Regions from separate parts of the Homo sapiens genome. Here region 2 is linked to region 1. A link is a loop called in an ENCODE intact Hi-C map of the cell type or tissue named here. Cell type or tissue: left ventricle myocardium inferior. All regions are shown on one strand. Each heading gives the region's core, and the rest is flanking DNA. Links, peaks and the distances in the headings are about the cores only. Region 1 holds the start of LOC124900460 (small nucleolar RNA SNORD56). Region 2 overlaps MMP24-AS1-EDEM2 (MMP24-AS1-EDEM2 readthrough).

Region 1 (5,378 bases), core at 262-5,261:
ACAATTGGAAGATGCTAGGAAAATGATGCATTATTCTGGAAAATAAAAAATAAAAGTTAAGAATCAAATATTTATCCTGGCTTTCCTGAATGAACTGTGCCCCAAGGAACCCAAATAGTTGACGAGAGGAAGTCTTTCTTTAGAGAAGTAGTCTAGCCTTGGCTGGGCATGGTGGCTCACACCTGTAATCCCAGCACTTTGGGAGGCCAAGGTAGGTGTATCACCTGAGGTCAGGAGGTCGAGACCAGCCTGACTAACATGGTGAAACCTTGTCTTTACTAAAAATACAAAATTAGCTGGGTGTGGTGGCGCATGCCTGTAATCCCAGCTACTTAGGAGGCTGAGGCAGGAGAATTGCTTGAACCCGGGAGGCAGAGGTTGCGGTGAGCCGAGATCAAGCCATTGCACTCCAGCCTGGGCAACAAGAGCAAAACTTCATCTCAAAAAAAAAAAAAAAAAAAAAAAAAAAGAGAAGTAGTCTAGACTAATTAAAATCTCACTATTTTGAAACCCCTGTTGAAATAATGGATCCAAGCAATGACCAACAAATGGCTGTTAGTAACAGGCAAGGAGACATCATGTGTCTCTTGACCAAAAGAAACAACAGTGCTTATTCTTGAAAAATAAAAACACCAGCCTAGACAACATAGCGAGACCCCATCTAAACAAAAAATTTAAAAATTAGCCAGGTGTGGTGGTGTGGGCCTGTAGTCCCAGCTATTCGGGAGGCTGAGGCGGGAGAATCACTTGTGCCCGTGAGGCTGCAGTGAACTGTGATCACCCCACTGGGTGACAGGGTGAGACGCTGTCTCAAAATACATAAATACACAAATAAAAATAAAAACAAAAGTAAAAATCCAAATCTGATGATGTCTCTAGATCTTAATATCAACTTTAAAAAACAGTTATATAATAAATACCTCAGAGATGCAATTAACAAAATCCATAATATGGAAACCTACAGGACATACAACTGTTGTCTTCAACAAACAAACTGCAATGAAAATAGAGGAGGAGTGGGAAAGGAGGGAGGGAGGGAGAGGGAAAGAATTCCTGTAAATTAAAAGACATTTCAGAGATATATCATCTAATTTCAAATATATAAATCAACCCTATGTGGGTCCTGATGCAAACAAACTATAATACAAAGTTATGAAACAAAACATTTTGAACATTGGAGAGGATATCAAGGAATAATGATTTATTTTTATAGGCATGCTTTGGGGATGCATTCTGAAATACTTTTAGGAATAAAATGTTTGGAATCCTAAATAATCTAGTGTGGATATAAATGAAATAAGGTTGGCCATGAATTCATCATCTTTGAAGCTAGTTTGTTGAAATTGGGTGATGAGCACACAAAGGATGGATGTCCTGTTCGCTCCATTTTTGTTTATTTAAAATTTTACTTAGCCAGGCATGGTGGCATGCACCTGTGGTCCCAGCTTCTTGGGACGCTGGGGTGGGATGACCGCTTGAGCCTGGGAGGTGGAGGCTTCAGTGAGCTCAGATCATGCCACTGCATTCCAGCCAGGGCATGAGTGAGATCCTGTCTCCAAATAAATAAGAAAATAAATAAAAATAAAATAAAATAAAATAAAATAAAAATAAAAAAATAAAAAATAAATAAAATAAAATAAATAAAAAATAAAATAAAAAAATAAATAATAAAAATAAAAAAATAAACAAAATAAAATAAAATAGTACATCCTGGCCAGGCACGGTGGCTCATGCCTCCTAGCACTTTGGGAGGCCAAGGCAGGCAGACTGCTTGAGCTCAGGAGTTTGAGACCACCCTGAGCAACGTGGCAAAATCCCATCTCAACAAAAAATACAAAATTAGGAAAATTAGCCAGGCATGGTGGCATGCTCCAGTTGTCCCAGCTACTCGGGAGGCTAAGGTGGGAAGATTGCTTGAGCCCAGAAGGTCAGGGATTGCAAGGCTTGCAGGGCTTGCAGTGAGCCGTGATTGCGCCACTGCACTCCAGGCTGGGCAACAGGGTGAGACCCTGTCTCAAAAAAAAAAAAAACAACTTTGTGGCCAGGGACAGTGGCTCATGCCTGTAATTCCAGTACTTTGGGAGGCTGAGATGGGAGGATTGCTTGAGCCCAGGAATTCGAGACCACCCTGGGCAACAAAGCAAGATCCCATCTCTAATGTTTATAAAAATGTAAAAAGAAAAAATTAAAGTTACAAGAAAATAAAATTTTAAAAAGCAATAAAATTTTACATAATTAAAAGCTCACGTCCTCAGGGAGGCTTTTTCCACCCACCCTATCTAAAGCAGCTTATCTTTCCCCATTATTTTCTAGCACAGCCCCGTGTTTTCTTCATGGAACTGATCACAATGTTACTTTATCTATTTACTAGGTTATTTCTTTCTGCTAGAAATTTAGTTTCACAAGAATAAAAACTGTTTGCCTTGTTTGCTGCTGAACCTCTGGGGCTGCGGCTGGCACACAAAGGTGCCTGCCCAGCCCCATGGCTCACGCCTGAAATCCCAGTTAATCAGGAGGCTGAGGCAGGGGATTGTTTGAGCCCAGGAGTTTGAGATCAGCCTGGGCAACATAGGGAGACACCGTCTCTGCAAAAAAATTTTTAAAAATCAGGCAAATTATAGTGGTGTGTGCCTGTGGTCCCAGCTACTCCAGAGGCTGAGATGGGAGGATCACTTGAGCCTGGGAGGTCGAGGCTGCAGTGAGTCGTGATCATGCCACTACATTCCAACCTGGGTGACAGAGGGAGACCCTGTCTCAAAAGAAAAAAGGTGCTTAATAAATCTTCGTTGCTTGGAAGGACAGGTGGATAGATAGGTCAACTAAAGAGTAAGAAGCAGCCGGGGCATGGTGGCTCACGCCCATAATCCCAGCACTTTGGGAGGCCGAGGCGGGTGGATCACCTGACGTCAGGAGTTCGAGACCAGCCTAGGCAACATGGTGAAACCTCATCTCTACTAAAAATACAAAAAATAAAAATAAAAATAAAAAAATTAGCCAGATGCGGTGTAGCCAGATGCACGCCTATAGTCCCAGTTACTCAGGAGGCTGAAGCTGGAGAATTGCTTGAACCTGGGAGGCAGAGGTTGTAGTGAGCCGAGATCACACCACTGCACTCCAGCCTGGGTGACTGAGTGAGACTCTGTCTCAAAAAAAAAAAAAAAAAAAAAAAAGTAAGAAGCACATGTTGGAGCAAGAACTAACAAAGAAATACATTTATGACAACACTTTCCACAAAGACACCAGAAAAGGAAGGGAGATTCAACTATCGACCCCTAGGATCTTTGGAGCCAGCTAACCGCATTTAGCCGTCTCTCCAGCTGCATGAGAAAATTAACTAGAGTCACAATTGCCCGTAGCCACCAATCCTTTCTTTGAATGAAATCTCATGAGACAGCCCAATATGTAAAACATGATAACCAAAATATGATAGCCAAAAGCAATTTATTATAGTTTAGCCTCAAAAAAATAAAAATAAAAAAATTATCCAGTGGTTATGAGGAGTCTAGGAAAACCTGTCCCAGTAATGCCAACTTGGAGGTGAAGGGCTGACTGGGGCAGCTGAGAAGTGGGACCTTCTGTTTGGCAGGCTTCCTCTCCCTTGCCTGGTCATGGTTTTCTGGTGAGAAGAGTGTTCCTGGCCTTGCTGGAGGTTCCCATGGCCCCGAACTAACAGTGTTTTTCTGAAATTTCGACCTGCTCCGTTTGAGAGAGTAGAATTCCCTCATCAAGTCCTCCACCTCCCACTGCTCTTCCTTCAGCCTCTGGCAGCAGTGCAGGGCGGCAGGGTCGATGGGGTGAGCTTCTGTGTTGAAGATGTACCCCCCAGCCCCCAGGATGCACTCCCCATAGGGGGTGATCACCGCGTCGAAGGTGGACCCATTGTTGTGGATGAAGTTGGTTGGGTCAAACAGGAGGTAGAGGTATTTCACAGTCTCGGCCAGGAAGAACGACTCCATGCGGTTGTCCAGCTTGTGGTCTCGCAGATCTTTGATCTGACATGTGGGAGAAGGAAGCAAGCTGGAACACCATCACAATTTAGTAGTAAGGGTCAGGCAATCCCTTAAGAAGGCCTGTTCTGCCACAAAGCAGCTGAGGGCCTGTGAGCAAATCACTGAACTTTTCAGAACTTCACTCTTTCCCAAGCCACCATCATCTCTCACCTGGATTATCACATAAGCTTCCAAATGGGCTCCCAGCTTCCAATCTTAGCCCTGCAGTTTATATACACACACTATTTTAAAAAATAGGGACAGGGTCTCACACCATGTTGCCCAGGCTGGTCTCAAATCCCTGGGCTCAAGCAATTCCTCCTACCTTGGCCTCCCAAAGTGCCAGGATAACAGGCGTGAGACACACACCAAGCTCCTACAGTATCTGTATAACATAAGTCTTCCTGTCAATTCTCTACTCACAACTTTCTGTGAGCCCTCCATTTCATGCAGGATAAAAATGCAAGTCATGACCTGGCCCCTGCTCCCTTCCTGCCCTCACCTCTTACCACTCTAAGAGCTCCAGCTGCTGCCTTTCTGTCCTGAGCTAGCACAGCACCCTCCTGCTTCGGGCTCTTTGCATCTGTGGTTCTTTCAGCCTGGAGCACTCCGCCTCCAGTTTTTCTCATAGCTTGTTCCCTCCCTTCCTTCAGGTCTCTGCTCAAATGCTTCCTCACCAGAAAGGTCTCCGCTAACCTTGCTCTATGACATGACAATCTCCTATCCCCTTTATCCCAACTTTTTGTGACTATAAACATAGAGCTAATCGTCCCTTTTAATGATGGCAGAGTATTCCATCGTGAAAATGGATCACCATTTACTTGGCTAATCCTCCTTGGAAGGGCATTCAGATGATTACCAAGTTTTTTTTTTTTTAGAGATGGAGTTTCACTCTGTTGCCCAGGCTGGAGTGCAATGGCATGGTCTCGGCTCACTGCAACCTCTGCCTCCCGGGTTCAAGCAATTCTCCTGCCTCAGCCTCCAGAGTAGCTGGGACTACAGGCACATGCCACCACACCCAGGTAATTTTTTTTGTATTTTTAGTAGAGACAGGGTTTCACCATGTTGGTCAGGCTGGTCTTGAACTCCTGACCTCGTGATCCGCCTGCCTTGGCCTCCCAAAGTGCCGGGATTACAAGCCTGAGCCACTGCGCTTGGCCAATTACCAAGTTTTTGTAAGCAACTAATAAGGGGTCTTTTTTTCTCCACTCAGACCCAAAGTATCGACACTTACTAGGTTCAACTGCTGTTGATGAAAACTATTGACATTGTTTTAGTAAGGAGTCTTATTTAGAGAATTTCAACTGAGTTTTCAGGCATGGATGACTAAGATTACTTGCTACAAACATTTATTTTAGCTTCTCAGAATTAGTAATACTTCTAAACAAA
Region 2 (5,378 bases), core at 289-5,288, 70 kb after region 1:
ATCAAGCTCAGAAAGTAGAACCAGGGACCACAGCCAAAGTCACACCACAGGAATGGTATTAAGGATGCCACAGCTGGAAGCACTACCTCCATCACCAATGCTGCTGCCATATTAAAGGAATTCTCCTCTGACCCTGTGTCTTTACATCATTTGTTCAAGAGTCAATATCCTGAGTGGAAGCAGCCAAATGACCAAGCCTTGATCATGTTGCTTTTGCCTTAGCTGCAAGTGCAGGGGGGAAAAGGAAAACTTTAGATACCTTTGACTTCTCTTGTGGGAGGTGAGAACCTGTCTCCCATTAAGACTCACACAGAGGAAGAGATTTCAGATGCTGGGCAACCAAAACAGGTACAGGTGATTTTAAAGAATTGATGCAAATGAGAAGCCTGGAGATCAGTAGCCACTGCTGTATTTACTAACTCTACATATATTATCTTTTTTTTGAGACAGACTCTTGGTCTGTTGCCCAGGCTGGAATTGGTGGCACGATCATGGCTCACTGCAGCTTCAACCTCCTGGGCTCAAAAAACAGAACAAAAGAAAAATAAAATAGAAAAGCAAAAACAACAAAAACCCATAAATGTTCACTATATCTCACATCATTAATTTATTTACTCGTTTAATAAATGTTTGTCAGAAACTTCCATATAGAAGGCTTTATGTTATGTACTTTGGAAGACACAAAACGATTAGGATATGATCCTTCTCAAGGAGCCCAGTCTTTTCTTGGGAAGATAAAACATACAAAAGAGAACAACACAAGGCAAGATGCATTGTATAACTAGAAGAAACACACAAATAAAAATGTGATGTTATGTGGCCGGGCATGGTGGCTCACGCCTGTAATCCCAGCACTTTGGGAGGCTGAGGTGGGCAGTTCACCTGAGGTCAGGTGTTCGAGACCAGCCTGGCCAACATGGTGAAACCGTCTCTACTAAATATACAAAAATTAGCCAGGCATGGTGGCACGTGCCTGTAGTTCCAGCTACTCAGGAGGCTAAGGAAGGAGAGTAGCTTGCACCCAGGAGGCAGATGTTGCAGTGAGTTGAGATCGTGCCACTGCACTCCAGCCTGGGCGACAGAGCGAGACTCCGTCTCAAAAAAAAAAAAAAAAAAAAAAAAAAGGAAAGAAAGAAAGAAAAATGTTATGCTCTGATTTACTCTTGTAGCTATCATTTACATATTGCTATATAGTTTTTGGAATTCTGTAACTTGCGTTTATCATTTAATACTCTCTTTGGTCTTGTAAGATAGATATAATCATTTTAGATTAGGAGACATGTTTAGGGAGAATAAGAAAGTTAATAACTGATATGGTTTGGATGTTTTGTCCCTCCAAATCTCATGTTGGAACGTGACCTCCATTGTTAGAGATGGGCATAATGGGAGGTGTTTGGGTCATGGGGGCAGATCCCTCATGAATGGCTTAACACCATCCTTTAGTGTTGAGTGAGTTCTTGTTCAGTTAGATTACACATGAGATCTCGTTGTTTAAAAGGATCTGAGACCTCCCCTCCTCTTTCTTGCTTCCTTCTGTCTCATCTTATATGCCTGCTCCCCCTTTGCCTTCCAACATGATTGAAAGCTTCCTGAGGCCTCACCAGAAGAAGATGCTGGTGCCATGCTTCCTGTACATCCTGCAGAAGTGTGAGTCAAAAATAAACCTCTTTTCTTTTATAAATTAGCCACTTGCAGGTATTCCAGTATAGCAGCACAAGAATTGACTAATATAGTATCAGAGCTAGGATTCAAACCCGTGCCTTTGTGTTCTAGGATTTATGCTTTCTCTCCTCTACTAAAACTGCAGGAATCAGAGGAATCTAGGGGAGAAACATGGTATTTGTGAATTGGTGAGATATGACCATGCCCAGATAGGAAAGATAGACAGAACAGATTCAATAATGAAAATAGGAAAAAGCAGAGTAAATTTTAGACATTTCTTAAAGAAGATACACCAGTGGCCAATAAGCACATGAAAAGATGCCCAACATCGTTATAGTCATTATGGAAATGCAAATCAAAACCATGAGATACCACTTCATACCATCAAGAATGGCTATAGGAGGATGGATAGAATCAATATTGTGAAAATGACCATACTGCCAAAAGCAATCTACAAATTCACGCAGTCCCCATCAAAATACCACCATCATTCTTCACAGAGTTAGAAAAAACAATTCTAAAATTCATATGGAATCAAAAAAGAGCCCACATGGCCAAAGCAAGAGTAAGCAAAAAGAACAAATCTGGAGGCATCACACTACCTGATTTCAAATTATACTATAAGGCCATAGTCACCAAAACAGCATGATACTGGTATAAAAATAGGCACATAGACCAATGGAACAGAATAGAGAACCCAGAAATAAACCCAAATACTTATAGCCAACTGATCTTTGACAAAGCAAACAAAAACATAAAAGTGGGGAAAGGACACCCTTTTCAACAAATGGTGCTGGGATAATTGGTTAGCCACAGGTAGAAGAACGAAACTGGATCCTCATCTTTTACCTTATACAAAAATCAACTCAAGATGGATTGAGGAGCTGGGCGTGGTGGCTCACGCCTGTAATCCTAGCACTTTGGGAGGCCGAGGCGGGCAGATCACGAGGTCAGGAGATTGAGACCATCCTGGCTAACACGGTGAAACCCATCTCTACTAAAAATACAAAAAATTAGCTGGGCGTGGTGGCGGGCGCCTGTAGTCCCAGCCACTCAGAAGGCTGAGGCAGGAGAATGGCGTGAACCCAGGAGGTGGAGCTTGCAGTGAGCTGAGATGACGCCACTGCACTCCAGCCTGGGTGACAGAGCGAGACTGTGAGACTCTGTCACAAAAAAGAAAAAAACACAAGATGGATTAAGGACCTAAACCCAAGACCTGAAACTGTAAAATTTCTAGAAGATAACATTGGAAAAACCCTTCTAGACATTGGCTTAGCCAAAGATTTCAAGACAAAAAAACCAAAAGCAGTTGCAATATAAATAAAGGTAAATAGCTGGGACCTAATTAAACCAAAGAGCTTTTGCACGGCAAAAGGAACAGTCAGCAGAGTAAACAGACAACTCACAGAGTGGGAGAAAATCTTCACAATCTATACATCTGACAAAGGACTAATATCCAGAATCTACAATGAACTCAAACGAATCAGTAAGACAAAAAAAAAAAAAAAAAAAATCAATCCCAACAAAAAGTGGGCTAAGGAGATGAATAGACAATTCTCAAAAGAAGATATACAAATAGCCAACAAACATGAAAAAATGCTCAACATTACTAATGATCAGGAAAATGCAAATCAAAACCACAAAGCGATACCACCGTACTCCCATAAGAATGGCCATAATCAAATAATAAAATAATAGTAGACGTTGACGTGGATGCAGCAATCAGGGAACACTTCTACACTGCTGGTGGGAATGTAAACTAGTACAGCTGCTATGGAAAACAGCGTGGAGATTCCTTAAAAAACTAAAAGTAGAGCTACCATTTGATCCAGCAATCCCACTACTGGGTATCTACCCCGAGGAAAAGAAGTCATTATTCAAAAAAGATACTTGCACACGCAAGTTTATAGCAGCACAATTCACCATTGCAAAATCGTGGAACAAACCCAAATGCCCATCAATCAATGAATGGATAAAGAAACTCTGGTATATATATATGATGGAGTACTACTCAGCCATAAAAGGAATGAATTAACAGCATTTGCAATGACCTGGAGGAGATTAGAGACTATTATTCTAAGTGAAGTAACTCAGGAATGGAAAACCAAACATCATATGTTCTCACTGATATGTGGGAGCTAAGCGATGAGGATGCAAAGGTATAAGAATGATACAATGGACTTTGGGGACTTGGGGCAAAGAGTGGGAGGGGGGTGAGGGATAAAAGACTACAAATATGGTGCATTGTGTACTGCTTGGGTGACGGGTGCCACAAATCTCCACCAAACAACTTACTCATGTAACCAAATGCCACCTGTACCTCGATAACTTATGGAAAAATAAAATTTTAAAAAGAATGGCTATAGGAAAAAAGACAGACAATAACAAGTGTTGGCAAGAATGTGAAGAAATTGGAACCCTCATACATTGCTGGTGGCAATGGTATAGCACTTTGGAAAACAATTTGACAGTTCTTCAAAAAGTTAAACATAGAGTTATTGTGTGGCCCAGCAAGTCCGCTCCTAGTATATGCCCAAGAAAATTGAAACATACATCCATGCAAATACTTGTACATGAATGTTCACAGAAGCATTATTCCTAATAGCCAAAAATGGTAATAATCCAAATGTCTGTTAATTGATGGAGAAACAAAATGTAGTATTTTAATACAATGGAATATTATCTAGCCATGAAAATGAGGTACTGACACATGTTACAACACGGATGAGCCTTAAAAACATGATAAGTAGTCCGGGAGCAGTGGCTCTCGCCTGCAGTCACAACACTTTGGGAGGCCAAGGCGGGTGGATCATGAGATCGGGAGTTCAAGACCAGCCTGACCAACATGGAGAAACCCCGCCTCTTCTAAAAATAGAAAATTAGCCGGGCATGGTAGCACATGCCTGTAATCCCAGCTACTCGGGAGGCTGAGGCGGGAGAATCACTTAAGCCCAGGAGGCTGAGGTTGCGGTGAGCCAAGATCGCGCCATTGCACTCCAGCCTGGGCAACAAGAGTGAAACTCCATCTCAAAAAAAAAAAAAAAAAAAATGATAAGTAAAAGAAGCCAGTCACAAAGAACCAGGTATTATATGATTCAACACACGTGAAACATCCAGAATAGGCAATCTGACCAGGCACAGTGGCTCATGCCTGTAATCCCAGCAATTTGGGAGGCCAAGGCAGGTGGATCACAAGGTCAGGAGATCGAGACCATCCTTGCTAACATGGTGAAACCCTGTCTCTACTAAAAAAAAAAGTACAAAAAAGAGCTGGGCATGGTGGCACGTGCCTATAATCCCAGTTACTCGAGAGGCTAAGGCAGGAGAATGGCGTGAACCTGGGAGGCGGAGGTTGCAGTGAGTGGAGATTGCGCCACTGCACTCCAGCCTGGGCAACAAAGCAAGACTCTGTCTCAAAAAAAAAAAAGAAAAAAAAATAGCAATAGCTGTTTAAGTCAGTGGCCTGCAAAACATGTTAACAATTAGGTCAATTCCTTCTTTGCGCTTCCTCAATCCATAGTTTGATCTATCTTCCTCCAAATCTGCTCTGTCACTCAGGCTGGAGTGCAGTGGTGTGATCCCAGTTCACTGCAGTCTCCATCTCGCAGGCTCAAACGATCCTCCCACCTCAGCTTCCTGAGTAGCTGGGACTACAGGCATGCACCTCCAAGCCTGCCTAAATTTGTTTTGTTTGTTTGTTTGTTTGTTTTGTAGAG

The links. Hi-C counts contacts between places; a loop is a spot of excess contacts. Peaks named below come from ENCODE experiments on the same cell type or tissue, not always from the same donor. Only the 100,000 strongest peaks of a DNase experiment are listed, where the experiment ranks them.
Region 2: a loop joins it to region 1, with 2.1 times the contacts of the local background. A loop is called at or near these places in 1 of 110 quality-filtered maps.

What each region holds. Positions count from the first base shown.
Region 1 is chr20:35,111,942-35,117,319 of GRCh38, forward strand. It overlaps MMP24-AS1-EDEM2 (MMP24-AS1-EDEM2 readthrough), which reads right to left. Exons shown (of 15, transcript NM_001355008.2): 15 at 3,423-3,992. The coding sequence ends at 3,492. EDEM2 (ER degradation enhancing alpha-mannosidase like protein 2) reads right to left here. Exons shown (of 11, transcript NM_018217.3): 11 at 3,423-3,992. The coding sequence ends at 3,492. LOC124900460 (small nucleolar RNA SNORD56) reads right to left here and starts at 5,266; the gene lies at 5,195-5,266. In left ventricle myocardium inferior, for the core only: no CTCF peak of the experiment used is centred there; no DNase peak of the experiment used is centred there; H3K27ac peaks cover 2,859 bases.
Region 2 is chr20:35,181,876-35,187,253 of GRCh38, forward strand. The region is part of intron 4 of MMP24-AS1-EDEM2 (MMP24-AS1-EDEM2 readthrough); the gene reads right to left. It also overlaps a transcript of PROCR not described here. Among named protein-coding and RNA genes, the nearest start is that of PROCR, 12 kb to the left of the region's middle. In left ventricle myocardium inferior, for the core only: no CTCF peak of the experiment used is centred there; no DNase peak of the experiment used is centred there.